Regions from separate parts of the Homo sapiens genome. Here region 1 is linked to region 2. A link is a loop called in an ENCODE intact Hi-C map of the cell type or tissue named here. Cell type or tissue: heart right ventricle. All regions are shown on one strand. Links, peaks and the distances in the headings refer to the core of each region. The heading gives the core; the rest is flanking DNA. Region 1 overlaps PALM2AKAP2 (PALM2 and AKAP2 fusion). Region 2 overlaps PALM2AKAP2 (PALM2 and AKAP2 fusion).

Region 1 (16,297 bases), core at 3,788-11,787, 73 kb after region 2:
TCAGTGGCTTTGGTGATGGTGTTCATAAGGCACATGGTCAATTACAGCCATGGCAGTGAGGCACTGTAGCCTGTGTGCTGCCATTAAAGGGATCTACTGTTTTCCAGTATTTTATTCTGCAAAGATTTTCCAAAAAGTTTCTTGTCTCCAGAATAACTGCATTACATCTGGCAGAGAGTCATATGTTTTAAAGATCTGTTCATACAAAAGGACCTTCTTTTTGCAATCCTATTAATAGTCGTATTGCACAGCCTGCAATCATTTGCCGCAAAATACTTGGGAAGACTCTGGTACAATAATGATGTAATCTCTTCCACCTTAGTAGATAAAATTTAAAAATGGCACTAGCATGTAAACAAAATGGAATCCATAAATTAGAGAGGATTGGGCACCTGTTACTACAAGAAAATGAACATTTAAGGGATTATTAGAAAATATCTATTCAAAAGAATTTGTCACTGTGGTTTCCATTTTCCTTCCTCTTAATTATGAGTCAGTTTGTCAGCATTCACATCCATAAGAGATGCAGTATTTAACCCTGACTTTTGTTTACTCTTTATTCCAGAAGCCTCCCCAGCTTTCTGAGGATGATATCTGGCTAAAAAGCGAGGGAGACAACTATAGTGCCACCCTCCTGGAGCCTGCTGCCAGCTCTCTTTCCCCAGATCACAAAAACATGGAAATTGAGGTGTCTGTTGCAGAATGTAAAAGTGTTCCTGGAATCACCTCTACCCCACATCCCATGGACCATCCCTCCGCTTTCTATTCACCCCCGCATAATGGCCTCCTTACTGATCACCACGAATCCCTGGATAATGATGTTGCCAGAGAGATCCGCTATCTAGATGAGGTGCTAGAGGCCAACTGCTGTGATTCTGCTGTGGATGGAACGTACAATGGAACATCCTCCCCAGAGCCTGGTGCAGTGGTTCTGGTGGGCGGCCTAAGCCCCCCTGTCCACGAGGCGACCCAGCCAGAACCCACTGAAAGAACAGCTAGCCGGCAGGCACCTCCTCACATCGAGCTCAGTAATAGCAGCCCTGACCCCATGGCAGAGGCAGAAAGAACAAATGGCCATTCCCCCAGCCAGCCTAGAGATGCGCTGGGGGACAGCCTGCAGGTGCCTGTCAGCCCCAGCTCCACAACCAGCTCACGGTGTTCTTCCCGAGATGGAGAGTTCACTCTCACCACACTGAAAAAGGAGGCCAAGTTTGAGCTGCGTGCCTTCCATGAGGACAAGAAGCCCTCCAAGCTCTTTGAGGATGACGAGCATGAGAAAGAACAATACTGCATTAGAAAAGTGAGGCCTTCAGAGGAGATGCTGGAGCTGGAAAAGGAGAGGAGAGAGCTCATCCGCAGCCAGGCCGTCAAGAAGAATCCTGGCATTGCAGCAAAATGGTGGAATCCCCCGCAGGAAAAAACCATCGAGGAGCAGCTGGACGAGGAACATCTGGAGTCGCACAAAAAGTACAAGGAGCGCAAAGAGAGAAGGGCACAGCAGGAACAGTTGCTGCTGCAGAAGCAGTTACAGCAGCAGCAGCAGCAGCCCCCATCGCAGCTCTGCACAGCCCCTGCCTCTTCTCATGAACGCGCAAGCATGATTGACAAAGCAAAGGAGGACATTGTCACAGAGCAGATAGATTTCTCTGCTGCTCGCAAACAATTTCAGCTGATGGAGAATTCCAGGCAAGCGGTGGCCAAGGGCCAGAGTACACCCAGGCTGTTCTCCATCAAGCCTTTCTACAGGCCTCTGGGGTCAGTCAACTCAGACAAGCCACTGACTAATCCGAGACCACCTTCTGTCGGGGGACCTCCAGAAGACAGTGGTGCCTCAGCCGCCAAGGGACAGAAATCCCCCGGTGCCCTGGAGACCCCATCGGCAGCAGGAAGCCAGGGCAACACAGCCTCTCAGGGGAAGGAAGGGCCCTACAGCGAGCCTTCTAAACGTGGGCCCTTATCTAAACTGTGGGCTGAGGATGGAGAATTTACGAGCGCCCGGGCTGTCCTCACTGTGGTCAAGGATGATGACCATGGGATTTTGGATCAGTTCTCAAGATCTGTCAATGTCTCCTTGACCCAAGAGGAGCTTGACTCTGGTCTGGACGAATTGTCGGTGAGGTCTCAGGATACCACAGTCCTGGAGACCCTATCCAATGATTTCAGCATGGACAACATCAGTGACAGCGGGGCATCCAATGAGACAACCAATGCCCTCCAGGAAAATTCACTGGCTGATTTTTCTCTGCCCCAGACACCACAAACTGACAACCCCTCAGAGGGCCGAGGAGAAGGCGTCTCCAAGTCATTTAGTGATCATGGTTTCTATTCCCCTTCCTCCACGCTGGGGGACTCTCCGTTGGTTGATGACCCCTTGGAGTATCAGGCTGGCCTCCTGGTGCAGAATGCCATTCAACAAGCCATAGCCGAGCAGGTGGATAAAGCTGTGTCCAAAACCAGCAGGGATGGAGCAGAGCAACAGGGACCTGAAGCGACTGTAGAGGAAGCTGAAGCTGCGGCTTTCGGCTCAGAAAAGCCTCAGAGCATGTTTGAGCCACCTCAGGTGTCTTCTCCTGTTCAAGAGAAAAGGGATGTATTACCAAAGATTCTGCCTGCTGAAGACAGGGCGCTCAGGGAAAGGGGGCCCCCCCAGCCACTGCCAGCTGTGCAGCCCAGTGGCCCGATTAACATGGAGGAGACCAGGCCCGAAGGAAGCTATTTCAGCAAGTACTCGGAGGCAGCTGAGCTGAGAAGCACAGCCTCCCTCCTGGCCACTCAAGAATCTGACGTGATGGTTGGGCCTTTCAAGCTGAGGTCCAGGAAACAGCGGACTTTGTCCATGATTGAGGAAGAGATCCGAGCAGCTCAGGAAAGGGAAGAGGAGCTGAAGAGGCAGAGACAAGTCTTGCAGAGTACGCAGAGCCCCAGGACAAAGAATGCCCCATCACTGCCCTCCAGAACATGCTACAAAACTGCTCCAGGTAAGTGAGGTGCCTCACATGAGAGACAGATGCCACAGCAGTCTGTTGTTGTTGATTCCAGCTCATGGGTTTCTATGTGGAGCCTCCTCTGTGTGTGTCTGGAATAAGTGTTGGGGGGACACTGGCATGAGAATTCCAGCATACAGGGACATGCAACAAAAGTGTCAAGAGTGTCCTCTAGAAGAACCCTGAGCTTGCATGGAGTTTGCCACTTTCCAGAGGATGCAATAGCTCCTTCTTTGTTGTTCTGCTTTGGCCTTGGTTTATTATAAAGAATTGTTCTCTTTTACTTGAAAGCCTGCCTCTTGTCTGAAGGAGAGGCTGTTTGTGGCATAGAACCAGAGTGGACCCATGTGTGGACTATGTTGGAATCAGTAGCTTGACCCTCAGTATCTAGTTAAACCCATCTGATTTGGGAGTTGTCCTCTACTAACTAACCCCTTCTGAATGCTGGTTTCCTTCCCAGCAATGATAGTCATGGCATGGCATTGCAGACTGGTCCATGCAAAATGCTTTTGTTCATCTTCCGTGTAACTGGGTTTTTCTTCTTAAGTCACCACAAAGCAACTACTTTGGAATCAGGAGTGGACGCATCTGTTCTTGTCATGTGACCCATTTGGAAAAGTTGAATTACTCTTCACAAAGGCAGGTCTTTAATCCCTTCATATTGCCTGGGTGGTCCCTTTTTTGAATACTTTGTATAGATGGTTGATGTTAATTAGAGTGCTAATTATTATTGCTACCATATGGATAACAGTGTGACCAGTTGTTTTTATTTTCCATGTGAATGTGATAGCAATCAGGGATCCACAGATCTTCAGCTATGGAAAACGCTGCTCAAAGCGTGGTCCAAGCTAGTCCAGGAATCATTTGCTACTGGTTCATTCTAAGTTCAGACATCGAGAGTAAGCATTTGAAAACTCCTATTGCAATGTGATATTGTCCTGAAATCCAAGCGTGGGATTTTTGTATTTTACAAAACTATTGCTTCATAATGGACTGGTGGGGAAAAACTGATGCTTCACCAGAGAAAATTTAAGAATCGTTACCCTAAAGGATAATTGTTGACACTTATCTTGGTCCATCCATATCTTAATCTTATCTTGACACTTGGCTTCCATCAAACCTACAATGACTCAAGGTCACTCTTCTCATTAACTTTTTAAAATTGGAAAGAATCTCCAACCTAAAGAAAAGTTCCCAAGTACAGTACAAATGTCTTTCTGTTTTGAATCATTTGAGAGTAAATTGCCAACATGATGCCCCATCACCCCCAATTTTGTAGACTGCTCCCTAATGTGGGTCTCTGATGTTTTCATATGATGATTTTCAGGTTGTGCATCTTTGGTAGGAATACCACCAAATTGATGCTGTGTTCTCACTGTATCCAAACAGGTAGCACGTGGTATTAGTTTGTCCCATTATGGTGACAGGTGTCAACTCTGATCACTTAATATTGATTATGATCACTCCATTGAGGGAGTGTCTGCCAGCCTTCTGCACAGTAGTTACTTTTTTCTTTTGTAATTAATATACATTTTGTAGGGCAATACTGTGGTATTCTGCAATTTTCACCCCATTTCTTATCAAACTTCATTTATTTATGTCGGTATGATCTCATGGATTCCTGTGATATTCAATGGATTCCTGTGATATTCAATGGATTATAATCCATTTCTTTTATTATTTTTATCCGCAACTTGTTCAGTTACAGCTCACGGGAGCCCTTTCTGGCTAACTTGTATGTCCTTTGGAGATGTCCCCGTTTTCCTTTGAATGCTTCCTCAATTTCTGGCATCGCAAGATATTCCAGTTTCATCTTATACTTTCCCAACCCTGAAATCGGTCGTCTCTCTGAAGAGCACTAGTTTCTGATGATGGAGAATGGTATTTAGAAACAAAGATCTGAGTGCTAGCTGTGCTCATTGTTATTGCATTGTCACTAGCCCCAGGCACTCTCAGTGGACAGAATTAGAAATTACACACATCTCTCTTGAAAACCATGAGTTTGCCCTGATGCTTTTTAATTCTTATTTAATAAAAAGTTCATTCATACTTTCTCCCTTTCCATATTTGTGACCACCTTCTTGACAAAAGATACTTAGTTTTTATTATCTGTAATATGTTTATTATTTAACTAGCCCTCCTTCCCCCACACTCCAGTATAACCAGTCTCCTGTTTTCCTCACCAAACTTGGGCTCCGACATCATTTTCCAGGTGGCCACTGCCACGACCCTTCACCAACACCCTCCTTACCCTCCCTGGGCTCCAACACTACAGCAGGTACCATCTTATTCAGCCTGGCCTAGTGACTTTTGGACTGAGTTGTTTGGGAAGGAAAGGAAAGGGAGGAAGAAGAGGAAGAGTGCAGTGACTTTCTTAATATATGCCATCAAATTGGTGATAAAGTTTCAACAAATGAATAATGGGGGGGCGGGCACAAACATTCAGACCGTAGCATGAGTATTTTCAGGCTTCTCTGTCTCTATCTCTTAATCGAACCCCTCACCATATTACCTCCAACTTTATTTCTAGCACATAAACAACTGTCTAATATAAAGACATTTCAATGCTTTCTCCTGATTCCCCCACCGGCTGTTGTCCATCAGGCTTCCCCACCAGGACCGAGGTTGCCTTAAACAAGTCAGCATCCTAAGGCTTGCCACTGGCATCCCAGCAACCCAGTATCAATCTCCCCAGTACTTCCCTCTATGCTAATGCTGATCTCTTCTCCCATATCCCACCCCCATAGGATTGATTTCTGGTCCCTACAAGGGGATGGTAATTCATCCGTGCAAGTCTGTTCCAATCTTGATGTCGTATTGAGTACAATCATGATAATGATATGCATACATGTCATTCCTTCATGTTTATCTCTAGAACATTTAAAGCAGGCACCCGGGCTTCCCAGAATTACAACATGAGTTGAAAGAAACGGAATGTAAAATACAATTTTCTTCCTGTTCATGCCTGGAAATCTTTGGAGTATTGCTTGGCTGGCCAACCTCCAAGTTCATGATCGGGGAGAAGGCTGACACGTGACTCTGAGCAGCCAAACTAGACAATTCATGGCTAGGGTCAGAACTCCTGGCTTCAGTGGTTTTGTGAATGGAGGTGTTACCAAGTTCCTGCGGCACATTTCATATTTCATGCCAGAAGAAGTGACTCCACTAGTTTGTTGTGTGACTCAGATTGATGATTGGATACTAGGTGATGAAAAATATAATTTTTAACTTCTCTGGTAGAAATCATGCTGGTGGCATGCTGGAATCCTAAAACCTTAAAGCAAATAAAATCCACTGAGAGCCAAGATGTGGTAAGGAAGGAGAAATCTTCTAATTCTTTCCATACAAAAGTTATCTAGACAGAAACCCCATCCCCCTGGTGTGGAAATGCTATTTGTTTTTGCTTTTAGTGCTTTTGCTTTTAAAAGATGGACAATGAATGATAGAAGTTCTGTTTTGAAAAGGATATAGTCATTGTTAATGACCGGGTATCTAGAAATTATCTTGTTGGTTCTTATTTTACTTTTTTTTTTTTTTTTTTTTTGAGGCAGAGTCTTGCTCTGTCTCCCAGGCTGGAGTGCAATGGGGCAAACTCGGCTCACTGCAACCTCCACCTCCCAGGTTCAAGTGATTCTCCTGCCTCAGCCTCCTGAATAGCTGGGATTACAGGTGTCCATCACCATGCCCAGCTAAATTTTTTGTTTGTTTGTTTTTTGTATTTTTAGTAGAGACAGAGTTTCATCATGTTGGCCAGGCTGGTCTCCAACTCCTGATCCGCCTCAGGTGATCCGCCCGCCTTGGCCTCCCAAAGTGCTAGGATTACAGGCATGAGCCACTGCACCTGGCCCTTATTTGACTTTTAAAGGAAGAAGCTCCACTTAAATAGAATTTGAGTGACATTTGTTTATACAGAGGTGAATAAAAATGTATAGTCCCTGCTCTCAGGGAACTTAATGGTTCAGTAAGAGAAACAACATTAAACAAATGAGGCAATTTTATGACAGAGAAGCACAGAGACCTGTAGGAGCACAAACAAGGAAGACCATATCATTTGGAGGATAAAGAAAGTCTTCCTTCCTTAGGAAATTACTGTCTAAGCTGAGAACTGAAGGGGTAAAGTTGGGCTCAGGGTGTAGGGGAGAAGGAAGGGCACCTAAGAGAGGCTCAAAAGGAATAGAGAACTTGGCACATTTGAGATATTTAAGAGTAAGTTAATGGAAGAGATTTAAAACAAAACAGAAATAGATTTGGAGCCAGACAACCAAGAGCTCTATCAATCATGTTAAGGGTTGTAGACTTTAGAGTTTACCCTATGGTCAGTGAGAAGCCAGTGAGAGTTTTTAAAGGAGTAATTATCTGAACACAACCCCAAGCTGTCCTGCCTTCACTGTGAGTTGATGGACTAAATGTCTTCCTATTGTAATGCATCCATTTCATAGGCTTGGATTGAGCTCTTCCTGCTTATGAGCACTTCCGAAGGCAGGCGCCATCTTGGTGAACACCCTGTATGTTATGTGAGGGGCCATGCTCCCAATAGTGTGTGCATGTGTGCCCTCTGCTGATGGCACTTAGAATTAGAGACTAAAAGGAAGAAGGCCAGGGGTGGTGGTGCATGCCTGTAATCCCAGCACTTTTGGAGGTGGAGGCAAGAGGATTGCTTAAGTTTGAGACAAGCCTGGGCAACATAGCAAGTCCCCATCTCTTAAAAAAAAAAAAAAAAAGAAAAATTACCTGAGTGTGGTGACACATGCCTGTTGTCCCAGCTACTTGGGAAGCTGAGGCAAGAAGTTTGCTTGAGCCCAGGTGTTCAAGGCTGCAGTGAGCTGTGATCGAACCATTGTACTCCAGGCTGGGCAGCAAAGTGCCAAAAAAAAAAAAAAAAAAAAAGGAGAGAGAGAGAATAAAGGAAGCACCTTTGCAGGTACATGAGCCTGATTTGAAGGGGTAACTCACACAGTGCTGTAAAACACCCTTGAGGAAAGAATTAGGGGGTGGGATATCCAAACATTGTATTGAAGTTGCAGTTCAAGACCTTTTCAAATGTCTTTTCATATTGGGGTTGCCAACAGTTCTCACTTTAGTATCTGTGTCTATTATTAGATATCCTGGTTTCACTTCCAAGTTCTAAGTATGCCAGAGAAACCCAGTTAGGTGATGATTTGTTTGGTTTTTTGAGAGTTTCTGTTTTCATGCCAGATGTTGAATTTATTTACCAAGTCAGATCATTCACCCCGTGAGACCTACATTATGGAGAGTGGCAAAAGAGAAGGTGTAGTTTGCTATTAAGTTCCATAACTTGGGGTATCTGTTCATGTCTTCTAATTTGTGGAAAGATGTGATAGTTATAAATGTTACTTTTGTAAGCTGTACAGGAAGTGTTGACTTCTGCTGCTGTCTGTTTAGATAAGATTAGACATGAGGTGATCATTACATTATTATAAAGATTCTTAACTGGGTCTCTGTTCTTTCCCCTTCATTATCTGCAAATATCACAAAGGAAAGTCTTAGGAAAAATATGTTTGCGACTGTCCACACATTCTTCATGAAGCAGAGCTTGGTGGAGTGTGCCATGCTAAATTAGAGCCACATGAGGCACAGTTTCATTTGAGGTGCCCTCATTGCTCCATGGGGGAAGTCCCTGTGTCAGCATCTGACAGAAGGATTGATGATGAGAGAGCTCTCCATCAGTAGTACACAGTGCCTCTCTTTCCTGCAAGGCAGGCACCAACTGTGCAGCTTGTAGGAGCCCTTCTGGCTGTGTGAAGCTAGCTAAAGCTTATTGTGGAGTGTCCACAGATGGTTATTGTCCACCACCATATTTCTAGAACATTCTCTGGTTACAAAAGTCTAATCATGGTAGTTACAATTTATCAAGGCCTTAAAGCTGCATATAATACTAGTTATTTCACACTTGTCATTTCTTATTTTCTCACTGAATCCTCCCAACAGCCCTCTAAGATACAAATTACCTCAACTCTTGAGGCCGGATATATTTCTAGATTCAGACTTTTTCTGATTTTAGAGAATTTATAAAGTATATACTATTATTTAGAAAAGTAATACAATGAACATACTATTATTTAACACAACTGGCAGGTTCTGGGTCAACACCCTGTGATCAAATTAAATTTCTACTCTAAAACTTGAGAAGAAGAATTAGTTACATTAAGTGGGTAAAGACTAGGAGACCTTCATGTCAGCTCATGTCAGGTTTTGCTGCCAAATAAGTTATGAAAAATCTTTCTTTTCAGAGTTTTTTGGATTTGGGAATTATATATGAAGAGTTGTGGACCTGTAATAATATTCTTTTTCAAAGAATTACTACTAGAGCCCAGAGAGATTAAGTTGCCCAAGGTCACTCAGCTTGAAAATGGGAGAGCCTGGTTTCAAACTCAGGCTCTCATTTGTCTCCAAAATCCATCTTCTTTCCCCTACCTTCTCCTTCCCATTTGTTGAGCCTGCTCTATGAGGTATACAGTAATAGCTTCTCTCTCCAACCTGTAGCTCAGGTTCCCTCTACCCTTTCCCAATCTTATGCCCAACCCCTGCATTTTCCTGGGTCCTTCTTGATCCTCCTTTTAGGAGCCACTGTGGCTCTGCAATCCTTCTTTTGCGGTGGCCTGGGTGTATAAATTTGACTCTCAGGGGCCATGAAACAGTGCTTCCCTAGTGACCCAGGATGATTCCTTTCTGCTTTCAGAACTCAATTCCAATGCCCCAAATTACAGTAGGCAAAAGCACTCGGGCTGTCCAAAGATCTGAGCGGATAGCCAAGGGACTAACTTAGTCCACATCAGCCATCTAGCCTAGCTGCTCTTGTGAGTTCTTTTTGAAAGTTATTTCCCAGGAAGAAGCTCTGCCATTTACTCCAGAAACAGGTTCATTCCTTGAAAACTTCGAAAGAACTGGGTACTCAAGCAAGGAAGAAATTTTTAAATTTGAGGATGAGCAGGGATAAGTGTTCATTATTCTGTTAACTAAACATGAACATTTTTGGTGTACTAGGGTCAAAGTCAACTAAGTTAGTTGACTGGTGATCATTGAGCACCATGACTACGTACTGTTCTCCTTGCCTTTTAAAAATTGATCTTTCTGCCTTGGCCCAGACTTCCCTGTGTTCTCTTTATCTAAATCCAGCAAGTATGTTTTCTTGAAAAATGCATGCCATTTGGAAAGGAATTGGTAAGAAAAGACTATGTTGAAGCTATGTTTGGCAAGGGGTGAAGGTGTGCAATGAAATCAGGACTTTTCAAAGTATAGAATTCCACATTCTCTTTAGATATTACCCTTAAAGGCTTGGAAAAGACAACTGCCATGGTTAAACCTGCCTGTCAGCCTCACTCTTCTTTTTTTTTTTTTTTTTTTTTTTTTGAGATGGAGTCTCGTTCTGTCGCCCAGTCTGGAGTGCAGTGGCGCTATCTCGGCTCACTGCAAGCTCTGCCTCCCAGGTTCACGCCATTCTCCTGCCTCAGCCTCCCGAGTAGCTGGGACTACAGGTGCCCACCACCGCGTCCAGCTAATTTTTTGTATTTTTAGTAGAGATGGGGTTTCACCGTGTTAGCCAGGATGGTCTCAATCTCCTGACCTTGTTATCCACCTGCCTCGGCCTCCCAAAGTGCTGGGATTTGGGATTACAGGCGTGAGCCACCGCGTGCAGCCCAGCCTCACTCTTGAGATCCTATGGGCCCAGAAGTCTTTATTCTGTGACAAGCCTGCAGTTACAGCTTCTGGGCAGCAGAACTTTGGAAAAAGCAGAACGTTCCCCACCAGCTGAATTCCCTGGTACAAGCAGGTTCTGCTGTTCCTGCTGATTGTGCTGGGTCTTCAGATAGATCCGTGTGTCTGGGTTGGCTCCTGCTGGTGCTGGGCCACCATGTGATGTCCTCATTGCCTACTTCTGCATGGCCTCTCCATGCTGCAAGTTAGTTAGGGGAGCATCTTATGAGGAATCAGACTCAGCCATGCACAAAAACAGATGCATAGTTTTCAGGTGACAGAGAGGAGGTGAATCAAAGAACCTAATTCTTGCAAGTTCCTTGGTAAGAAATAGGAACTAATCAAAACCAGGCTTGGGAGCAGGATGTCCTCTGTGACTGCTGGGGTTCAGGGCAGAATATGACTGTGTCTTTTACCAGCCATAGTTACTTGCTGTGTACTTCCCTAAGGAGACTGGCATTTCAGATCTATTTGATCTTTGTGTGCTACATACTTATGGGGTGGAAGGCTAGGAGGTGAGGTGGGGCAGGGAGAGAGTGTATGGGGCAGACAATTAGAGCACCAAAGAATATATGTGTAGTTCTTGTAACGAGATTTTCTTTCTCATGGCCTTGAAGGTAAACTTAAAAGGGTTCCCAAAATGTGTGTGTATCTAACTCACAAGTATTACCAGTCTCTCTTTTATTTCCCATTACTCAAGTATAAATCTATGTGCGAGGTGGCTCATGCCTGTAATCCCAGCACTTTGGGAGGCTGAGGTCAGCAGATCACTTGAGGTCAGGAGTTCGAGACCAGCCTGGTCAACACAGTGAAACCCCATGTCTACCAAAAATATAAAAATGAGCCAGGCGTGGTGTCACATGCCTGTAATCCCAGCTACTCGGGAGGCTGAGGCAGGAGAATCGCCTGAACCTGGGAGGCGGAGGTTGTAGTGAGCTACAATCCCTACTGCACTCCAACCTGGGCAACAAAGCAAGACTCTGTCTCAAAAAAAAAAAAAAAAAAATTATGTGTGATGGTCAGGGAGAATATATGCTAAAATATGACAGTCACTTCTCTGGATTCATATCTCAAGCTTCATTCCTGACTACCACTTGCTAGCTTTGTGACCAACTTACTTCACCTCTGTAAACCTCAGTAAAATAGGAATAAAGTTATACCAACCTCATAAAAATGTTGAGACAGGGCCTGGTACATAAAAAGCTCCCAGTAAGAGTTATTATTGTTGTTGTCATTACAACATTACAACATTACAGTTGCTCTTTTGTTTTAAGAAAAAGCTTAGAGGCTGATCGCTTGAGACCAGAAGTTCAAGACCAACCTGGGCAATATAGTGAGACCCTGTTTCTACGGGGGGAAAAAATAGCTGAATTTAGTGGTGTGTACCTTTAGTCCTAGCTACTCAGGAGGCGAGGTGGGAGGATTGCTTGAGCTTGAGTTCAACGCTGCTGTGAGCTATGGTCATGCCGCTGAACTCCAGTCTGAGTGACAAAGCAAGACCCTGTCTCTAAAAAGAAAGAAAAGGCCAGAAAGCCTTAGTAGAATTATTTGTGAGTTGCTCTTTTGCAGCAGTTGTGAGCCTGAAATAAATAACCGAACACACATGATAAAATTGCTTTCTATTCCTAGCTGGGATTTTTTTCAGTTACTTCCTTAGAATTAACATTTCTCTTAGAAACTTGAGGTCAGGAATAATGAGTTTTCAGTAGTCCACTATGATTCGAAAAACTAAAGAGTAAAAAGTCCATCATTAAATGTACTGAGTGAATAAAATTACATGTATTACCATAAAAATGTTTTCCTTCTGGGGGGAGGTAATCTTCACACAGCCAAGCCCACCATGCTAGTAGAAATGTATTTGAAGAGAGGATCTTGGTGGAGAATTACTATTCACCATAATTTTCATTCTTACTGTTTTAATTAACTTTTTTCCTTTTTGGCCTTAAACTCTGCTTGCCCTGTAAGAGCAGAGTTCTTTCTTTCCTTCTAGAGTTTTCATCATCTTCCAGTTGTGTTCATAGGTATAAACCCAATATCAGCAACTCATCCAACAACTTGACTTACCTTTAAGCAATAATATTTGACAGTTTCTCAGACTTGTTTGCCAAGCAGTGGTATTTCTCATTTCTGAGCTAAGTTTATAATCTGAAGATTCATATCATCACATTCTCCCACCCCTGGGGCCTTCAAAGGAGGAGATGAAAGAAGAAGGGACCAGCTCTTGGTGTGCGGGTCACAGCTGGAACCGCACAAGTCCGTGCACTCTGGGGCTGACAAGCAGGATGTTCCCTTGTACTGAGAGGAAACGAAATTGAAAATGCAAGTCTGAGCTCATTTCTTTCTGGTGACTTGTGGGTCGCTTCAGATGTTTGCAACCTTATCCCAATGCTGTGTGAAGAAAGGAGGTCATTGAAGGAGGCCCTGGCTTAGGCATGTCCTCTGGTGAGTGATTTTGTTCGGTTCAGTTTGGTTTTTAAATACGAGTGGGTGAAGGCTTTTTCTTTTATTTTGAGAAATGTGGAAACAAAGGCTCTTTGATTTAAGACCTCAGACTTCATGCATAGAGAGAGTAATAATCACCCAAATCATAATATCTGACCAAAATTTTCAGGACTTTTGGAATCCCCATTCCTGGCTTTTTAAAAGTTAGACCTGAAATCCAGAAGGAAGATTTGGACAGTCAGGGATGACAATAGCTGTATTCTGAGTGCATGCAGCCTTTTCTCGGGTTCTTTGGGTGGGAGGAATTGCAGATTCTTTTCTCTGCCTCCTGTCAGCACGGCTCGCCACAGATGCCCAAGGGAAATCCATCCGGCCTGGAAAATCCAGAAGCACAGCCAAGGCATGGCTTGCTTTCTCTGGACCACAGAGTGGTATAACTATTTATGATAAATAAACAGGAAACACCAATTTATGCTTTCCCACTCATGATGGGACTAAACTAGCTAGTTTGGAGTGAAACTCTTTGGGCTTCCTTGCTGCTTAGTCTACCTTGCAATGCTACAGTCTTGTGAGCACCACCATTGCAGAGATGAACAGTTTTTTTCCTTCTGAGCTCCTCTGGGTATGCACCGCCTGGGATGATGGAAGGGCTTGTGGATCTGCCTAGTCCATAAAAGTTAAAGCAAGCAGGTTTACCTGCTTTTCTCAGCGTGGGCTAATAATATTTACAAGAAAACTTTTCTGGTTTGTTTTATATTTTAAAATTAATTTGTGCTGATTGTAGAAAAAAATGTAAAAAGAATCAAAAGTGATTCATAATCCTACTCCCCCAGGAATAACCACCTTTCTAGATTTTCTCCATGCCCATAGGTTCATGGAAGCCAATATTGGGTTGATACTTGCATTCGTTTCTATTGCTGCTATGACAAATTACCACAAATATAGTAGCTTAAAAAATATGCATTTAGCCAGGCACAGTGGCTCATGCCTGTAATGCCAGCACTTTGGGAAGCTGAGGCTAGAGAATCTCTTGAGCCCAGGAGTTCAAGCCCTGGGCAACATAGTGAGACCTTGTCTCTAATAATAATAATTTTTAAAAATACACATGCATTATCTTACAGCTTTAGAAGGCAGAAGTCTGAAATTCATCTGCTATGGATGACTATCTGACCAAAATAATTTTCAGAACTTTTGGAATCCCCATTCTTGGCTTTTTAAAAGTTAGACCTGAAATCCAAAAGGAGGATTGAGACCAGCCTGGTCTCAATTGAGACCCCTGTCCCGCAAATTCGTATACTGAAGTCTTAACCCTCAGTGTGGTGGTGTTTGGAGGTGGGCCCTTTGGGATATAATTAGGTTTACATGAAGTCACAGAGTGGAGCCCTCATGACAGGATCAATGCCCTTGTAAGAAGAGATATCAGACAGCTTCTCTCCCCACCATGTGTGGACACAGCAAGAGGGCAGCTGTCTGCAATCCAGGGAGAGAGCCTTCAGCAGAAACCGACCATTCTGGCACCTCGATCTTGGACTTCCAGACTCTAAAGTTGTGAGAAAATAAGTGCGTGTTGTTCAAACCATCCAGTCTATGGTATTTTATGGCAGCTCAAACAAACCTAAGACTGGGCTAAAATCAAGGTGTCAGTGGGTAGTGTTCCTTCTAGTGGCTCTGGGGAAGAGTTCACTTTCTTCCCTCTTTCGTTCTGTATGCTGCCTACATTCCTTGGCTCATGGCCCCTTCCTCCATCTTCAAGGCCAGCAGTGCAGCATCTTCAGATCTCTCTCTCTCTCTCGCTGACCCTCCTAGTTCCCTCCTACAATTACATCAGACCCAACTGGATATTTCAGGATAGCTTTCCCATCTCAAGTACCTAAACTTAATCACAACTGCAAAGTTCTTTTTACCTCTAAAGCAACGTATTACAGGTTTTGGGGATTAGGACTTGGACATTGTTGGTGAGGCCATTGTTCTGCCCACCACAGGAGGCAACATATAGTGTTCATCTTATGCTGATTGAGTGTCTGCCATGTGCTATGCACTTTTGCTTTCTTTCACACAGTTAAGAAGTGGTGAACTAGGATTTGAACCCAGGCAGTCTGGCTCTCCCGCCTGCACTCTTGAACTCCTGCAATATATCTACTTCTGCAGTCTGCTTTTTCTCTTAATATAGTTTGAATATTTTCTCATGACCTTAACCATTCCTCTAAGTTTGAGAGTCTAAAACATCATTTATAATGGCTAACTAATACTTCATTGCCTAAATGAGCCATAGCTAACTTAACCATTCTTCAATAGGAAGATATCTTGGTGTAGTTAAAAAAAACACAGTGCTGAACGTTCTTGTACATGAGCTGTGTGCCCATACTTACTTATTAAATGAACTTGGGCCAGAAAAGTTCCCTGGAAGCTGGTTAACTACTGTACATTAGACAACAGTATTTCCTAAACTGTTTTTCTTCTTTTTTCCCCTTCTGTATTCATTTACTTACTTTAAAATTTTTTTCCCCTTCTGTATTCATTTACTTACTTTTAAAATGAGGTCTCACTATGTTAACCAGGCTGGTCTCAAACTCCTGAGCTCAAGTGATCCTCTGACCTCAGCCTCCTGAAGTGCTGGGATTACAGGCATGAGCCTCTGCACCTGGCTTTTTTTCTTGAGGCACTTAATAGATTCTATGAAGTGAGGTTTTCTGGTTAACTAAACTTAAGAAATGCTGCACTCCCATTCCTGAATTAGAGCTTCACAATCATATTAGCACTAAAACCAGAAGTCCTCTGGTAAACAAATCCCTCTCTCCCTCCTTGTTTTCTTTAACCCAGAGTTTCCCAAGCTTAATTTGACCAAAGATTTTTTTCTTTGAGGCATCAAGTAACTATCCTACAAAGCTAAGGTCACAGGACACAATGTTAGAAACACATCTTTGGAGTCAACCAAGTGAAGCCACTTACCCTCAAACTCCTTCAAAGGCTTAAGTCTAAAATTACTCCAGATGGAATAGTTTGAATATGATCACGTTTATGAAATAAACTTAAACGTTTCCTATCCTCCACTCGGAATTTCAGTCTAACATTGTTGTAGTGGTTCCTTACGTTCCTTATAGAGGTCACATTATACCTGTTCCCTGCTCTGTAAATGTCAGGGCTGGCCATCAGCC
Region 2 (16,297 bases), core at 3,209-11,208:
ATTCCTGGTGAGCTGTTAAAACTTCACCATGGCAATGCAAATTGATAGTTTATCTTATACAGGCGCAGTCACCCAGGCCCTGCCAGACTCAAAAGCATATCTGATTGTTCCCCTACCCCATTTTGTCTGTGCTATCTTATGTAAAATGCAGATTCTCCACATTTTTTCCTCTGCCCCTTTTGTTTATGTGAAAACTGTGTGCTTCTCAATATCCCACCTTTTCTCCTTTAAATTTGGAATCCTCAAAATCATCTCTGGAGAAAGGCATACATCTGTCTCCCAGGCATGTTCTTAACTTTGGCAAATAAATCTAAAATGATTGAGATTTGTCTTGTCATTTTCTTCCATTGACAGAGGCTAGAAGACCAAGATCCAGGTGTTTGCAGGGTTGGTTGCTTCTGAGGGCTGTGAGGAGAGGTTCTGTTCTAGGTCTTGGCTTGTAGATGGGTGTCTTCTCCCAGTGTCTTCACATGGTCTCTCCTCTGTGTATGTATCTGTGTCCAAATTTCTATTTTTTTTTTTTTTTTTGAGACAGAGTTTCACTCTTGTCACCCAGGCTGGAGTGCAATGGCACGATCTCAGCTCACTGCAAACTCTGCCTCCCAGGTTCAAGTGATTCTCCTGCCTCAGCCTCCCAAGTAGCTGGGATTACAGGTGCCCACCACCACGCCCAGCTAATTTTTTTTTGTATTTTTAGTAGAGACAAAATTTCACCACGTTGGCCAGGCTGGTCTTAAACTCCTGACCTCAAGTGATCCACCCACGTTAGCCTCCCAAACTGCTGGGATTACAGGCGTGAGCCACCACGCTTGGCTCAAATTTCCTCTTCTGTAAGAACACCAGTCATATTAGACTCATCCACTCTAAAGACTTCATTTTAATTTAATTACCTCTTTAAAGACCCTGTATCCAAATACCATCACACTCAGAAGTATTGGGGGTTAGGGCTTCAACATAGGAAGTGGAGCAAGGGTTGGGGTAGGGGTGCACACAGTTCATCCCATTTGAGGCTCTTTACCAGTTCATGCAGGCATGGGACAGGTCAGGGAAATCCTTGGTAAGTCTGGGAACCTGGAGCCCCTCTTCTCTGAAGCCTTGCCAGTTCCCTTAGGAGCTTCCACGGACCAAAGTGAAACACCCAGGGGTGGAGGGGGTAAGGAGCTTTTCTAGAACACCTTGCAAATCTTGTTGATGGCTTAGATGTTTACAAAACTCTAGAAAAATCTTATCTCCTTGATATGAGATCCTGGAAGCAAGGAGTTAAAAGCCTGGCTGCCTACCTAAGGAGGAGGAGGAAGGAGTGGAAGTAAACGAAGACATTGATTATGATAGAAAAAATGTTAATAGAAGGCGATTTTTGGAAGCCAAAGAGAAAATTCAGCTTGAATCCCCTAGTAGTGTGTATGCTCATCTTCCCAAGACGGAAGTGCCTCTCCTGTCCGACCTCCTAGCCCAGCCTCGGTCTGGAACACATTGGGTCCTAGGCACCCAGCAGTGAATTGGCTCAGAAAGTGTTTGAGGGCTCAAGTGAGTCCAGGAACGATGGCTCACGCCTGTAATCCCAGAACATTGGAAGGCTGAGATGCGAAGATTGCTTGAAGCCAGGAGTTCAAGCCTGTGTAGTTAGTGGTATGTCCTCAGCAGAAGCCACAGGACTGTGATTTGAAGAGAAGGATATGGGGTTGAACTGCTTCTTACTGCCACGGCAGCTCTCTGGCCCCGGAACTGGGGCAGTTCCTTCATTGTCCCACCTCTGTCATCGCAGGAATCCCAAGCTGTCACACTTCTCAGTATTGTTTCCTTTGCAATTTGATGTGGACTTGGCACATTTCCAAGGTGGAAACGACCCCTCATTCATTATTTTTGGGACCTCGGTGGCCCCGTGATAAGGGAAATGATGGATGCCTGGACTTGTCTTCTGGCATTGCGCACCAGATATCAGGGCCCTCCACAGGACCAGCCTATGAGACAGGAAGAGGCTGAGGTCTTAAAGACATACTTTCTTGGGAGTTTGATGTTTCCTCTTGCTTCCACAGCTGTCAGAAAGGGCTTGTTCTGAGGGTGACCTGCAGGTTGCAAGGCTGTGGAAACATAGCAGTGACAGCGTTGAATGGCTTGTCCCCATCAGTAAGCTTTGGTGTCACACCAGCCGGATGACTTTCTGGTGGAGGGCCAGCTTCCTGCACTTCCGTGACAGCAGCCTGACAGCCCCATGGAGGCATGGCTGTAGACATTAAGACATTTCTGTAGACATTTGTTCTAGTTGTTGTCCTTTTTTGTCTGTTATTTATTATTTATTTATTTATCATTATTTATTTAGAGACAAGGTCTCACTCTGTCACCAGGCTAGAGTGCAGTGGTGCAATCATGGCTTATTACAACCTTGATCTCCTGGGCCCAAGCGATACTCCCACCTCAGCCTCCTGAGAGGCTGGGACCACAGGTGTGCACCACAATGCCTGGCTAATTTTTAAATTTTCTGTAGACAGGGTCACACCATGTTGTCCAGGCTGGTCTCAAACTCCTGAGCTCCAGCGATCCTCCCACCTTGGTGTCCCAGAGTGTGGGGTCTTAGGTGTGAGCCATCGTGCCTGCCCTGTTTTTCATTTTAATTGTGTGACATAAAATGTAAAATGTACCCTCTAAACCATTTTTTAGTGTCCAGTTTTGTGGTATTAAGTACATTCACATTATTGTGCAACCGTCCCCACCATCCATTCACAGAACTCTTTCAACTTGCAAAACTGAAACTGTATGCATTAAGCAATAACTATCCCTTCCTTCTTTCCTCTTCCCCAGCTCTTGGCAACCACCATTCTACTTTCTGTCTCTATGAAGTTGTCTACTCTAGTAACCTCATATAAGTGAAATCACGTATTTGTCTTTCTGTGACTGGCTTATTTCACTTAGCATAATGTCCTCAATGTTTATCCATGTTATAGCATGTGTCACAATTTCCTTCCTTTAAAAAAATTGAATAATGTCCCATTGTGTTTATATGCCACATTTTGTATATCCATTCATTCATTCGATACTTGGGTTGCTTCCACCTTTTGTCTTGCCCTTGTTTTTGAGAGGTTAATCCATCTATGAGGTCCTCCAGGCATCAAAAGAGTTCCCCAGTTCCCTACTTTGGAGAAGTTCACTATCCCTAGCAAAGATGCAAAGAACAGATACATGAAAAAGTAAATCATGGTGCAAAAGTTGTATGAGACAACACTTTAAGATGTATCCTATGAGCGTAGGTGTAGATTTGCAAAATGGCTGGTGTGGAGTTTCTGGAAGAGGATGGCTTAGAGAGAGTATGGACTTAAAGCAGAGTTAAGGAGCCCAAGCTGAAATCCTGGCTTTGTGACTTCCTGTCCTTGTCACTTTGGGTGAATTATTGAACCTTTGTAAGCTTTAGTTTCCTCATCTGTAAAACGCAGATAATAGTACTTACCTCATAGAGTTGTTGAGAGGATTAAGTGAGTAAATGTAAGTAAAAGATGGGCGTGGTGATTCATGCCTGTAATCCCAGCACTTTGGGAGGCTAAGGCAGGAGGATTACTTGAACCCAGAAGTTCTAGACCAGCCTGGGCAGCATAGTGAGACCTTGTCTCTAAAAACAATTTAAAAACTTAGCTGGTCATGGTGGTGCACACCTGTAGTCCTGGCTGCTTGGGAGGCTGAAGTGGGAAGATCCCTTGAGCCCAGGAGTTCTAAGGTGGCAGTGAGCTATGATCACAACACTGCACTCTAGCCTGGGGAACAGACCAAGACATTGTCTCTTAAAAAAAAAAAAAAGTAGGTAAAGATTGAAACAGGCTGGCACACGGTTAGAACTCAGTACTAAAATATAAAGGAGATAACATATTGCCCACTAACATTTTGGCTATTTTTAATATATTGTTCTTGTCTTTTTAATGACCACAGATACTCTTTAGTATCTGTTTGCTGCAGTTTTTGCAGGTATTCATGATGCCTGTTATGCCTTTCCTATTTTACCTCCTTTTCAGATTATGATAGTTTTAGCAAAGAAGTATTCAGTTCTAGAGACTCATTATCAAGGAAAGAGAGAGCTCTTCATTTGGTTTTATCAGATAATAGATAATAATAAATATGGCCTGGCTTTCTTTGCACTGGGAAGATAGAGAATGAGGAAGGAGAATGACTATTAGTCATTCTAACGTTAGTCTGTTTTATCGAACTGAGGAGGGAGTTAGCTTTCTCCAACTCTGGGCAGATTACCGAGAGTAGGATGCCAGGTTACATTCTCTTGGGAGAACAGTGCTATCATGGCTGATCTCTCAATTAAGGACTTCATATTTAGATTATTTAAATCTCAAATATTGAAATACTCTCATTTTTCTAACAATGATAATTAAGAAAACTTTGTAAAGTTACAAATAAAGTGAAATTGAAAAGGTTTGCTGAATGAAGTATTTTACTATTGAAAGGTCTTCTAGAATGTAAGTTTCAAACACATCGTCTGGTTGGTGCATTACTTAATCTATTCCTGTTTGGCTGCTGCTTGGTATTTCCCACGCAGGAGTTCATTGACTTCAAGGCAATTGAATGCATTATTAGCCAGAAGAAGAAAACATGTGAGTCTCCTTCACCCAACAATAGATTTTTTAAAATACATTGTGCACAGTCCTCTTAAAAAAGGCATCAATGGCAGGTGGGTGTGAACAGAGGAATTTCCTCCTCCACCCTGGCTGTTGCTGAGCTGTAAGCTGTAAACATTGTGAGAGACAAAAAGTATCAAGGTCTCAACTTTCTTTCGGATATTGCTTTGTATTTCTGTTTACTAGTATGAATGAAAATTTTCCTGAAAATGCTGGCTAAAACTGAATTTTGGTGTTGTCTTTCTAATGGAATTTCTGATCAACAATTTCCTTTATGTTGGCAATTGCTTAATCTGCTGAAGTAGGTAAGGTAGTTGTGCTGCCTTAAAATTTATTTTTATATTTGTCATTAAAAACAAACATGAAACTTGGAGGTTAATTTTGTCTGTTTAAATTTTGATGCTTTCATTTTGACAAAATCTTTTAAGAATAATGACGAGGCTGCAGTGATTGAAATACAATTTGTGTGGCTTTTAGGCAAGTGAGCATTTAGCAAGTAAGAATTTCCCAGATTGGGTTTAGAGTTGTATTTGCTTATGTTCCAAACTCTTTTTTTTTTTTTTTTTGGTAAGATAATTTTGAATATCAGTAGAACTTGGGGCAGATAGAATGACAGAACATGGAATGTGTAATCCTTTTGGGATTTGTATCTTAGTTAAGTAAACTTTCATGATGGATTAAGGAGGACAAAGTCTCCAGCAGATTTCACTTGGCTGATTTTGTTTTTCTGTTCTTTTTCTGTTTTCCTGATGAGGCTTCTGTACTTCTCCCTTTAAGGAGGCAACTGAATAGCATGAAAATAAGGGGTATGGGTGGTGGTAGTTGCTGAGGGGAATGACAATGGATTTGGTAACACAGCATGCTAATATCATGCAAATAATGAGATGATATAGGAATCTCTGCTCTAGTGGTGGGTCTGAGGTTTGCTCTAGTGGTGGGTCTGAGGTTTTCTCTACTGAGGGCAAAATTGGAGCTTTTTTAAAAAAAAAAAAAAATTTAATTTTTTTTTGAGACAGGGTCTCCTTCTGTTGCCCAGGCTGGAGTGTAGTGGTGCCATCACAGCTCACTGCAGCCTCCATCTCCCCCAGGCTCAAGCGATCCTCCCACCTCAGCCTCCCGAGTAGCTGAGACCACAGGTGTGCGCCACCATGCCTGGCTAATTTTTAAATTATTTTGTAGAGAGAGAGTCTTGCCTTGTTGCCCAGACTGGTCTCGAACTCCTGGCCTCAAGTGATCCTCCTGCCTTGGCCTCCCAAAGTGTTGGGATTATAGGCATGAGCTGCCACACCCAGCCTGGAACTTTCTTAAAAGAGAACTTCTTTCTTGGTTTGCCACACCTCTGGGTTAACAAGGTGCCAGAGATAATTAGCCCTTGATTGGGAGAATGTGGGACTGTTCACTATGGAAGGATCTTACAGTATAGAAATGAAACCCTAGTGTAGGAAGGGAGCTGACATTTTTCAGTGTTACCTTGACTTAATTTGCAAAATGTTTTATTTTCTGAAGCCACAGTGTAATTCACAGATGCACCAAGATCAAAGGTCTCTAAGAAGAAGAGGTTGTGGGGAAAGAGCCCAGTAGAGGTAGGGAGGCCACAATGAACCCATTGAGTTATTCCACCTGTCAAAACCTTGGTTTTGTAAACTGCAAAATAGGACCAGTAATACCTATGATTAGCTGCTGCTGTTACGAATTAAGTTCAGTAACAAGTCCGACATGGCTGGCGCATGCTGTTTTCAATAAATATAAATTCTGCTCCCAACCATTCAACATCAAATGAGTTGATCTGCAAAAAGTGTTTTGAAAACTACAGATACTAATTTTCATTTGTGTATGCCTGTTAGTTGACTTCAAAACATTTGTTTGTCCCAGGAACAGAAGAGAAATATCCTTTGATCATGAGACAGGTTCATTTTTAGTATGTTAAGGCCACTCCATGTCATTCTTGTGGCTTGTTAATGTGGTTAATTGAAACCCTTCCATATTCTTGATGGGGCAGAACCTTCAGCTGTTTTCATGTTCATGTTCAGGGGTGTAAATTTCTAGACGATCTTGTGGGCCTCTGTCAGCTCTGAGATTAAATGACGTGTGCATTTGCTTATCGGATTCTTAACTCTAAAACCCTGGGATGAGGACTAGGAAGGAGAACCAGGAGGCGCTGAGGGAACAACAGCTTCCACATGGCCCATCTGCTTTGCAGAACCTGTGTCTTTGGGGTACAAGTGAGCTGGAGGTGGAGCTGCAACAGAGTGAGTCCCCGTGGTCAGTCACATGCACCGGCTTCCGCCTGGTATGATTTATCAGCAGTGATGCAAACATGATTCAGAGATAGTTTTATAAGAATTTTTACTTCGGTTAAATCATAATCAGGCGGCTATTTCCGTTTTTCTAATGTCACTTGATTAGCTCAAGATGCCCAACCCTTATTGTCCTGACTCATGGAGGGAGGCTGCTTGCTAAGTAATCGTGAGACCCAGGAGAGGAAGAGGGTTGGCGGCCATCCCCACTGGAGGGGCATCCTGGAAAACTCCAGAGAGGGAAGCTTGTGACCATGACTCCTAGCAGAGCGGTACTGACAACCTAGTACAAAACCCATAGTGGAAACACTTTCACCTACTCTCATACATTCATCTTCCCCTGAGAGGAAGCAGAGCTGACATTGTCCAGTCCCATTCTGCACTCAAAGAAATGCAGTCTCAGAGAAGCTACGGGAATGGTTCAAGGTCACATGCTTGCATATGGCAAAATTCCAAATGCAGACAGACCACTGAAATTAGGGGAGAGGGGAGATCTTCTCTTTCTACTTTAAACTATTTTATATTGTTTGGGTAGTTTCCAAAGAACAATGACTATTTTAAAAAGAATTTTAAAAAGTAAATTTAAAAACTAAAAAGTTTTAGAAACTAAATTTTAAAATCTCTGTTTATTTGTGATTATTCAAATTTTAGAAAATGAAAAAAGAGCCTCACCAATTCTTTCAGTCGATCCTCTCATTTTTACAGACCAGAGGACTGAGAAAAGTATAAGTTGGTCAATTGTGATAAGCTGGGTATTGGCAGAAAATCTGTTTTAAAACTTAGTAGGCTCACTGGGATGATTGAAGCTCTGTGTTCTGCTTAATACATGTTTAGCTGCCTGAACTAACTCAGATGACTCCATGCTGTACCATAGAGAGAGGAGCCTGACCTTTGGCTTTGGGATCTATGCGACCCCAGTCAGAACATGGCACTTTTGATGTCTTCATGACCTTTGGCGTGCTACTCTTCCTCTTTGCATTTCTGTTTTTTTCGTCTGTAACTGGGAATAATACCCATCCGGCAAGTTTCGAATTAGAAATTAGAGGCCAGGTGTGGTAGCTCATGCCTGTAATCCCAGCACTTTGGGAGGCTGACGTGGGTGGATCACTTGAAGTCAGGAGTTCAAGACCAGCCTGGCCAACGTGGTGAAACCCCGCCTCTACTAAAAACATACAAAAATTAGCCAGACATGGTGGTACGTGCCTGTAGTCTCAGCTATGTGGGAGGCTGAGGCAGGAGAATTGCTTGAACTCGAGAGGCGGAGGCTGCAGGGAGCCCAGATCATGCCACTGCACTCCAGCCTGGGCAACAGAGCGAGACTCTGTTTCAAAAAAAAAAAAAAGAATTGGTAGAACCCATCTGAAATTGCCACTTTTATAGGTCAAATGGTCGAATATTAGAAATTTCATGTAGTTGAACTCAACATTTAGAGAGTCTGATAGGTACTCAGTAAATAGTTACTATTAGAGATGTAATAGAGGATACAAATAAAATTCTTATGGTTGCTTTAGCGAGGTCCCAAATGTTATTTTCTTCTCCCAAGGAAATGACTAACAGGAATATAGCTTTTCACTTTTTTACATTGGTAAAGATCTTCTCTGACTTTGGAAAGCCTGCCACTTACTGAGGGCCACCTCTACTCATGGCTCCCAGGATGTAGTCTATCTTATTGACGTCTTTGACAGTTCATAACTCAGTTCACTTTCTCCCTGTCTATGCTTGGTCACTTGGATGGATACATGTCCTCTGTAACTCCTCCTTCTTTCAGTTCTCTTTCAATGAAGATCAATTATTTTTCATTTAAGAATCTTCCTGTGCAATGATTGCTCTATGCCCTGATACATAGAAAATGGGCATATTTTCCAATTAGCACTACCATTGTTTCTTGTGGGTAAATTTCGGCTAAAATTATGTCTATAAAATTCCCTTAGACTTAAGTAGTATTATTGAGTGATAGGAGCCTGAGGGTGATTTGGGAGATACTTGTGTTCTGCCCATCACTGTGTTATTAACTAACCTTATATAGTCTTCGTAGGACTTGTTCATATATGTACAAGGTCAGTAAGATCATTCTAAGTCAAACACTTGGCTATCTGTGATTTTCTCACCATTTTGTGTTTATAGATAGTTCAGACAGTGAGTGTTAGGGAAACAGTGAAAGGTGAGTTAGTAGTAGTTCATATTATTAACTCATTTTATTGGAATTTCCAATTTTTCCTTCCCAAAATTTTTCTCTGAACCAGTATAACCCTAAACCTATTGGTAAAATATAGAATCTTAAGCCTATTGGTAAAATATAGAATCTTAACTACATTCCAATATAAAGCAAACTGTTGATGTGGGCAAAAATGAGGGGGAGGAGAGGGAGAAAGAAGTGGAAGAGAAAATGAGAAATTCTAAGTCTTCATCACTTTCCACAGGACTCGGCCATAACCCAAACTCAAGCTGCCCACTGTTGCTTGGGATGGCGGGCTCTCTCTGGACCAGCTCTGTGGCTAAGGGTGGCAAGGGGCCCATCAGAATGGAGCAGTCCCTGATCTATCAGAGGTCTCAAAAAACTGCCTGCTACTAAGCTTGGATCTTTCCAGAATCATGTGGATGATAGAATTTGCCTATAGTGTCATGCATGGAAAAGGAAGAGAAACTAAAGGCAGACTTTAAAGGAATTACTTATCTGTGCCCTCTAGCATCTCTGAGAATTGTGCTAAGGATTTGTTGCAAGGATGGCGGTAGATGAAGAAGCCATTGGTTTGAGTGAGATTTGGAGTTAGGCGTAGTAATCCTTGGGTGCTGGAGTAGTGTCTTGTTTGAGGGAGCAGTGTTCATAGGGCATAAATGCTATAGAGGTGTCTGAACCACCTGGAGCCACAATCTGTCCTCATGATCTTGCCCTTCAAATGCAGCCGCATGCCCACATAACCCACCTTGGGGAGTAGCCAATACTCAGGCTACTCTGTGGGCTGGCATTCTTGGTCTCCTGACTTCTGCCCCAGCTCTACCTTGGTTGATACCCCAAATGCCCCTTTTCCTCTGGCCTACCTAGCCTGCTTTCTCCCCTTCTTCCTTGGTTAACTTTGCACGTGACCATTTTGATTCTCTAAAGAGAATCATTCAATTAGGAAATGGAAATCTGAGGCAATGAGAGAGAGGAGACATGCATCACTATTTATTTTTAGAAACTTCACACAACACCAAGCCCAAACTGTTAAGCATTGCCTTAGGAGAGGTTTCTACCATTGTGCTTGCCAGGTATAAGAAAAGAAAATTACAATTGATTCTGTAATTTCTTTTGTAATAATCATCATAGATTCCAAAACACAGAATGAGTCTTTAGTGCGAAGCCCTGAAGCCTCTGTCTGCAAGTCCATTTTAATGACAGTTTTTGTTCTGAGCAAGAATGCGTCATTGCTGGTCTTGTGTTTTCAGACAAACACAAAGCTTTTAGGAAATAAGAAGCTTAAGTAAAAAGACTACAGGTTGTTCTCTCCTGGGAGTTCCTGGACACCCTCTCAACTGGGACACTTGAAGTGAGCCTCATGACCTGAGCTGAGAATTGCCATGGCTGAAACAGCTTTTATAGGGTGTTTTACATGGACACTTGACACTCTTTGGATCACATTGTGTGTGATCCAGACTCAAGCCAGGGTTAGCCTAGCTTGTTGTTTTATCTCAGTTAAAAGCCTTTTGTTAAGAGAACAAACAAGAAAGTTCAGATAGGTCAAGAAAGCCAGCTCTGAGGATATATCTAGAGGGCAAGTCATATTTATTTTTCAAAGTTTCCCCAGGAATTAAAGGTTGCACATCTAAATGTCACCACTTCTGTGACTTTTGCAGATAAACATTAGATTTACCTTTGGCAAACTGCAGTGTCTACATTATGGGATTTCCCTCCCCAGAGTCTTTTCTCTGGGGAAGTTCTGAAAAATTGTTTCAGGGATACTATAGTTCTTAAATATAACTAACAAACATATTATGAAATGCTGTTAGTTTTTTTCTGGAGGCTGAATATTGATTGCTACTTAGTATACCTTTTTTAATGATTATATTGTCCCACCAGGATATTTACACAGCTTCATGTGTCTTCCCACAAAATACACATGAATTGCAAAGGGAATATAGTAACTTGGCAGTAGAGAAACTTGGCAGATACCACCCTAATCAAATAATCAAATCTAACACCATTAGTAATTGGACAAATTGGCAGTGTGCACCATTTGATGAGATGCACAGAGGAAAACACAGCATCGCTTCTGTGATATTCCTGCACAAATGCATGAGTTAGATCTAATCATGAGGAAATATCAGGTAACCTCAAATTGCGGGATGTTCAACAAAATAACTTGTCTATAATCTTTAGAAGTCCCAAATTAGCTGGGCATGATAGCTCACACCTATAATCCTAGCTACTTGGGAAGCTGAAGCGGGAGGATCCCTTGAGGCCAGGAGTTTGAGGCCAGTCTAGGCAATATGGTGAGAGCCCATCTCAAATAAATAAGTAAGTAAAAGTCATGAAAGACAAGGAAAGACTAAGAAAGTACCCCAAATTGAAGGAGACTAGAGACATGAGACATGGGAGCCTAGATTGGATCATTTTATTAGTAAGAACATCATTGGGACCAAGATTGAAATTTGCATGAGGTCTATGGTTTACATGTAGAATTCCATCAATGTTAATTACAAGATTTTGAGGCTGGACTGTGGTTAGGTGGAAAAAGTCCTTGTTTTTCAAAAATGTACCTTGAAGTATTAGGAATAACGAGGCATTATGTCTGCAAAAAGACTCCAATAGTTCACAAAAAAATTATAAACACACACACGCACATACACATACCATGTAGCATTCTAATTTTTAGAACCAGAAATGAGCTTTTAAAAAGTCACCATAGGCTGGGTGTGGTGGTTCACGCCCGTAATCCCAGCACATTGGGAGGCTGAGGCAGGTGGATCACCTGAGGTCAAGAGTTCGAGACCAGCCTGGCCAACATGGTGAAACCCCGTCTCTACTAGAAATACAAAAACTAGCTGGGTGTGGTGGCGTGTGCCTGTAATCCCAGCTACTTGGGAGGCTGAGACAGGAGAATCTCTTGAACCCAGGAGGCAGATGTTGCAGTGAGCCAAGATTGTGCCACTGCACTCCAGCCTGAGCGACAGAGTGAGACTCCATCTCAAGAAAAAAAAGAAAAAGAAAAAGAAAAAAAAAAGTCACTGTAAGAGATGAATTAGAAGAATGTGTCTTGAATGCGGGCACAATTTATTTTTGTTGTCAATTGACAATCTTGAAAAAATTCTGGCCGAATGTCGGTGTGCCAGCTGTTTCATGCACCAGACCTGTAGTTCACCCCTACTCTTTTACCTGTAGTTCATCCCTACTCTTCTAAGGCTTGAATGGAAAATAATTTCTAATTTGTTGTAAAATTTACCAATTTGGTATTGCTGCTGTAAACAGGATTTTATCTAGGGTTTAGATGCCTTATCTTCAAATTCCACTATCAAGCTAGTACATAAAATTGTTTGAAAACTGAATCAGATGTTTATGTAATTCATAAAAACATATAATTTCCCTCTAATATTTCATTTTTCCTAATTATAAAAATAATGCATGCTTATTATAGAAATGTAGACATAAAAAACTATAAAAAGAAGAAAAGAAAACTCAATCCAAATCTTACCACTCAGAAATGACGTGCCACTGGTAACATTTAGACTTATTTCCTCCTAATATGTATATTTTAAACTGCCCTCATTCTCTTTTTTTCTTTCTTTCTTTTTTTTTAACCTCTATAGTCGCTCCTGTAAAAGCTGCCCCTATGCTTGTAACATTATTCTACAATGGACTTTTGGATCCTAATGTTTTTACTCACTTTAGCATAAGCATTTTCCCATGTAGCAAAATTTCAGATATTTTACCTTTTTATTTTAAAATAATTTTAAACTTAGAAAAGAGTTGCAAGAGTAGTACAAAGAATTTTTGTTTTCTCTTCACTAATTGTTAACATTTCTCATATTTGACATGTTATATAATTTATATATGTCTATATTATATACAGATGCATAATTTTTAATATTTTTTTCTGAACCTTCTAAAAATAAGTTGCAGATATCATGCCCCTTTATATTACTTTATATAGTCTCAAAAGTGTTAAAAAAATTCAGGAAATTTGACATTGATACAATACTATTACCTAATATAAACTTGGTTTTTCAAAATTTGCCAGTTTTTGCAAAGTGACCTCTAGCATTTTTTTACCCCAACACCAGGATCCAATCCTGGATCACACTTTGTATTTTGATATTGTCTCTTTATCACCCTCTAATCTGATAAAGCTCATCAGTCCTTTTTCTTTGTCTTTCATGACATTGACATTTGTAAAGAATATTTTTCCTTCCATGTGAATTAGTCTGGTTTCTACACGTGGTCCTTAATAGCTATAAAATATTCCACCGAATTTTACCTAGATAAATGCTTTATGTTGGTGATTTGATGGTTTCTAGTGTTTATCTTCATAAATAAGGCTGCAGTGAACATCCTTGTATTTATGTTTTATAAACATCCCTGGTTATTTTCTCTCTGATAGAATCCTGGAAATAAAATACTGGGTAAACTAGCATAGGTATATAGGCTCCTGAGGATATATAGGTATATCATATATATTCTACATATATATATATATATATAGGTATATATACCTCCAAAAGGATGCTTTTCAAAAGGATGAAACTGGCAAGAATAAAATCTCACTAGTTGCCAAATGAAACTTCATTTTTGAAACACAGGAGTATAAAATAAAAACTTACAGAATATATCCTATGTTATTATTTTTCAGTTATCTGTAATATTTTGGTCAGATGTGCTTTATTAAGTAAAAATATAGGGTCCCAAATCATGCACACATGATGTTTAGATGCATATGGAAGACCAGCTAGACAAGGCCACCTCCGAGTTTTGTGTGTTGAGCCACTTTTTATGGGTTACTTATTCATTTGAAATTGATCCTGGCATCTGTCAAGGTAACATTACAGTATCACTGCTTGGGGCTCCCTTTCACTTGCCTGTATGGATAGAGCTTTAATGTTTATTTCGTGGGCAATTCATAACCTGTAGCACATGAAGGAGGCTGTCACGCAATGTATACCACCCCTGTGGTAGGCCCAGGACCGGCGTTTGTCTCAAACAATTCCAGTAGGCCTTTTATTCAGTGAAGTGGATAGATTTGGTGGATACCACTCAGTGAGTCAGAGTTTTGGAATCAATGTTCTCCATAGCTCATAGCATAAGCTCTGGAGCCTGACAATCCTGGGTGTGATTCTCAGCTTAACTACTTGCTGTGTGACAACAAGCAAATCCCTTAACCTCTCTGAGCCTTGGTTCCTTTATCTGTAAAAGGAAGACTGTAGTCGTACTCCTCTAATAGGGCGATACCCTATTAGATGTGGATGAAATACAATAACAAATAGGAAGCCTTTAGCATGTTACTTGGCACATTGCAAGTACACATTCAGTGATAGCTTTCATAATTACTATAATAGTACATTCATTTCGAGGTTGTACATTGACAGTGAGCAAAACACTTTAACATCTTGTGACGTGGGCAAGTTCTCCCATTTGACAGATGAGAAACCTTAGACAGAAAGCGGGTTATATGAACTAACAAAGCCATGTGTCAGGTAAACGGTGAGGCTGGGCATTAATCTCACGTCTCTGACTCATGGGTCAGCGGGTCAGGGCTCTCTCTTCAGGATATCCAGTGACTGTTCCATAACTCGTTACCTGGAAGTCCAATGCTGTTTGGGCAAATTTTGAATAAACCCAGTGGTTCTCCTACAGATACATCTTGATTTAGAATAGGCATTAGCAAATGTTTTCTGCAAAGGGCCAGACAGAAAATATTGTAGGTCTTAGCCGAGTGCAGTGGCTCACGCCTGTAATCCCAGCACTTTGGGAGGCCGAGGTGGTCGGATCACGAGGTCAGGAGTTCGAGACCAGCCTGACCAACATGGTGAAACGCTGTCTCTACTAAAAATACAAAAATTAGCTGGGCGTGGTGGTGTACGCCTGTAATCCTAGCTACTCAGGAGGCTGAGACAGGAGAATCGCTTGAACCCAGGAGGCAGAGGTTTCAGTGAGCCGAGATCGCGCTACTGCACTCCAGCCTGGGTGACAGAGTGAGACTCAGTCTCAAAAAAAAAAAAAAAGAAAGAAAGAAAATACTGTAGGCCTTGCAGGCCATATGGTCTCTGTTATAACTACATTTCTCAACTTTGCTGCTCAAACTTGAAAACAGCCTTAGACAATATGTAAATGAATAGGCGTGGCTGTGTTATAATAAAACTATTTACTAGAACCAGCGGCGACCAGATTTGGCACATGGGCTGTCTTTATCAACCCCTGATTTAGACAGGGTGTATTCTGGCAGGGGGCACATGCATTTCATTATATTAGTTACATGACAACCTTCTTTTGAGTTCTTAGACATAGTGAAGAACACTCCAGAACCTTGAGTCTGGCATGTAGTAGGTATTTGGTCACTGTTTGCTGAATACAGGAAAGCTTCTCTGTCTATATTTTCCTATGGTGAATTTTTCTGAATTTATGTATTCTTATCTATTTTTAAATAACTGTTTTATTTTAGCACTTATGAATTTTTAAGTTTTGTTTTTGTTTCACATTGTTCTGAAAGGACATTAAAAGCAGATCGGGAAAAGAGCATTTAGCCCCAAATGTAGGTTTAAACATATTTTCAGATATTCTTAGTGTTTGTCGTGTATCAGTTTGTTATTTTATTTTCATTCTCTTGCACTGAGGGTAATTTCCAATAAAAACTCTGGAGAATTTAGACAGCTTTTGTTTTAATTAGGAAGCTATTTCACTTGCACTCTTGTACTACTGTTGACTCAAATAATTAACAGTAATGGCTGAATAATTTGTTCTTTAAAAGTAAACAACCTCCCTTTGTAATCTAGAAAAGAATCAGCTGGTGATACACATGGAGTGTTTGCTCCAAGAACATTTCTCATGGTGTGGAAAATGGCAGTGGTGGCCTCCTGGCTTTCAGGCTGAAATACATTTAGCTGATCTTTGTCGGCAAAGGTGTCCAACAATAGCAACTGCTTATGACAACTAATTTTAGGAAACGTGTGTAGTTAATTTGAAATATCGCCCTGGGCCGTTCAACCTTGGCTGAATAAGGATGTTTTCTTTTAAAATCAGTACTTTGCTTCCCTCAGTGATTATTCCCTATTAGCCTGCCAAGAAATATTATTTCCCTTTTGTATGATTTGATGAAGTACCTCAAAAATCTCCTGGTTATGGTCAACATTTCATCTGATAGGAAGCGAGTGTATCTTTCTGGTATACAGTGAGGCATGAGGACACACAGCTTATTTTAATCT

The links. Peaks named below come from ENCODE experiments on the same cell type or tissue, not always from the same donor. Only the 100,000 strongest peaks of a DNase experiment are listed, where the experiment ranks them.
Region 1: it touches region 2 in a loop (2.3-fold over the local background); 26 of 110 quality-filtered maps call a loop at or near these places.

Annotation. Positions count from the first base shown.
Region 1 is chr9:110,135,562-110,151,858 of GRCh38, forward strand. It overlaps PALM2AKAP2 (PALM2 and AKAP2 fusion), which reads left to right. Exons shown (of 11, transcript NM_007203.5): 8 at 566-2,978. It overlaps LOC124902244 (a long non-coding RNA gene), which reads left to right and starts at 14,172. Exons shown (of 2, transcript XR_007061727.1): 1 at 14,172-16,297. RefSeq lists an enhancer at 12,871-13,120. In heart right ventricle, for the core only: a CTCF peak has its summit at 7,533 (motif pointing left); a DNase peak (open chromatin) is centred at 5,985; H3K27ac peaks cover 5,131 bases.
Region 2 is chr9:110,062,929-110,079,225 of GRCh38, forward strand. The region is part of intron 7 of PALM2AKAP2 (PALM2 and AKAP2 fusion); the gene reads left to right. Among named protein-coding and RNA genes, the nearest start is that of C9orf152, 140 kb to the right of the region's middle. RefSeq lists an enhancer at 6,212-7,411. In heart right ventricle, for the core only: no CTCF peak of the experiment used is centred there; a DNase peak (open chromatin) is centred at 7,096; H3K4me3 peaks cover 451 bases; H3K27ac peaks cover 7,062 bases.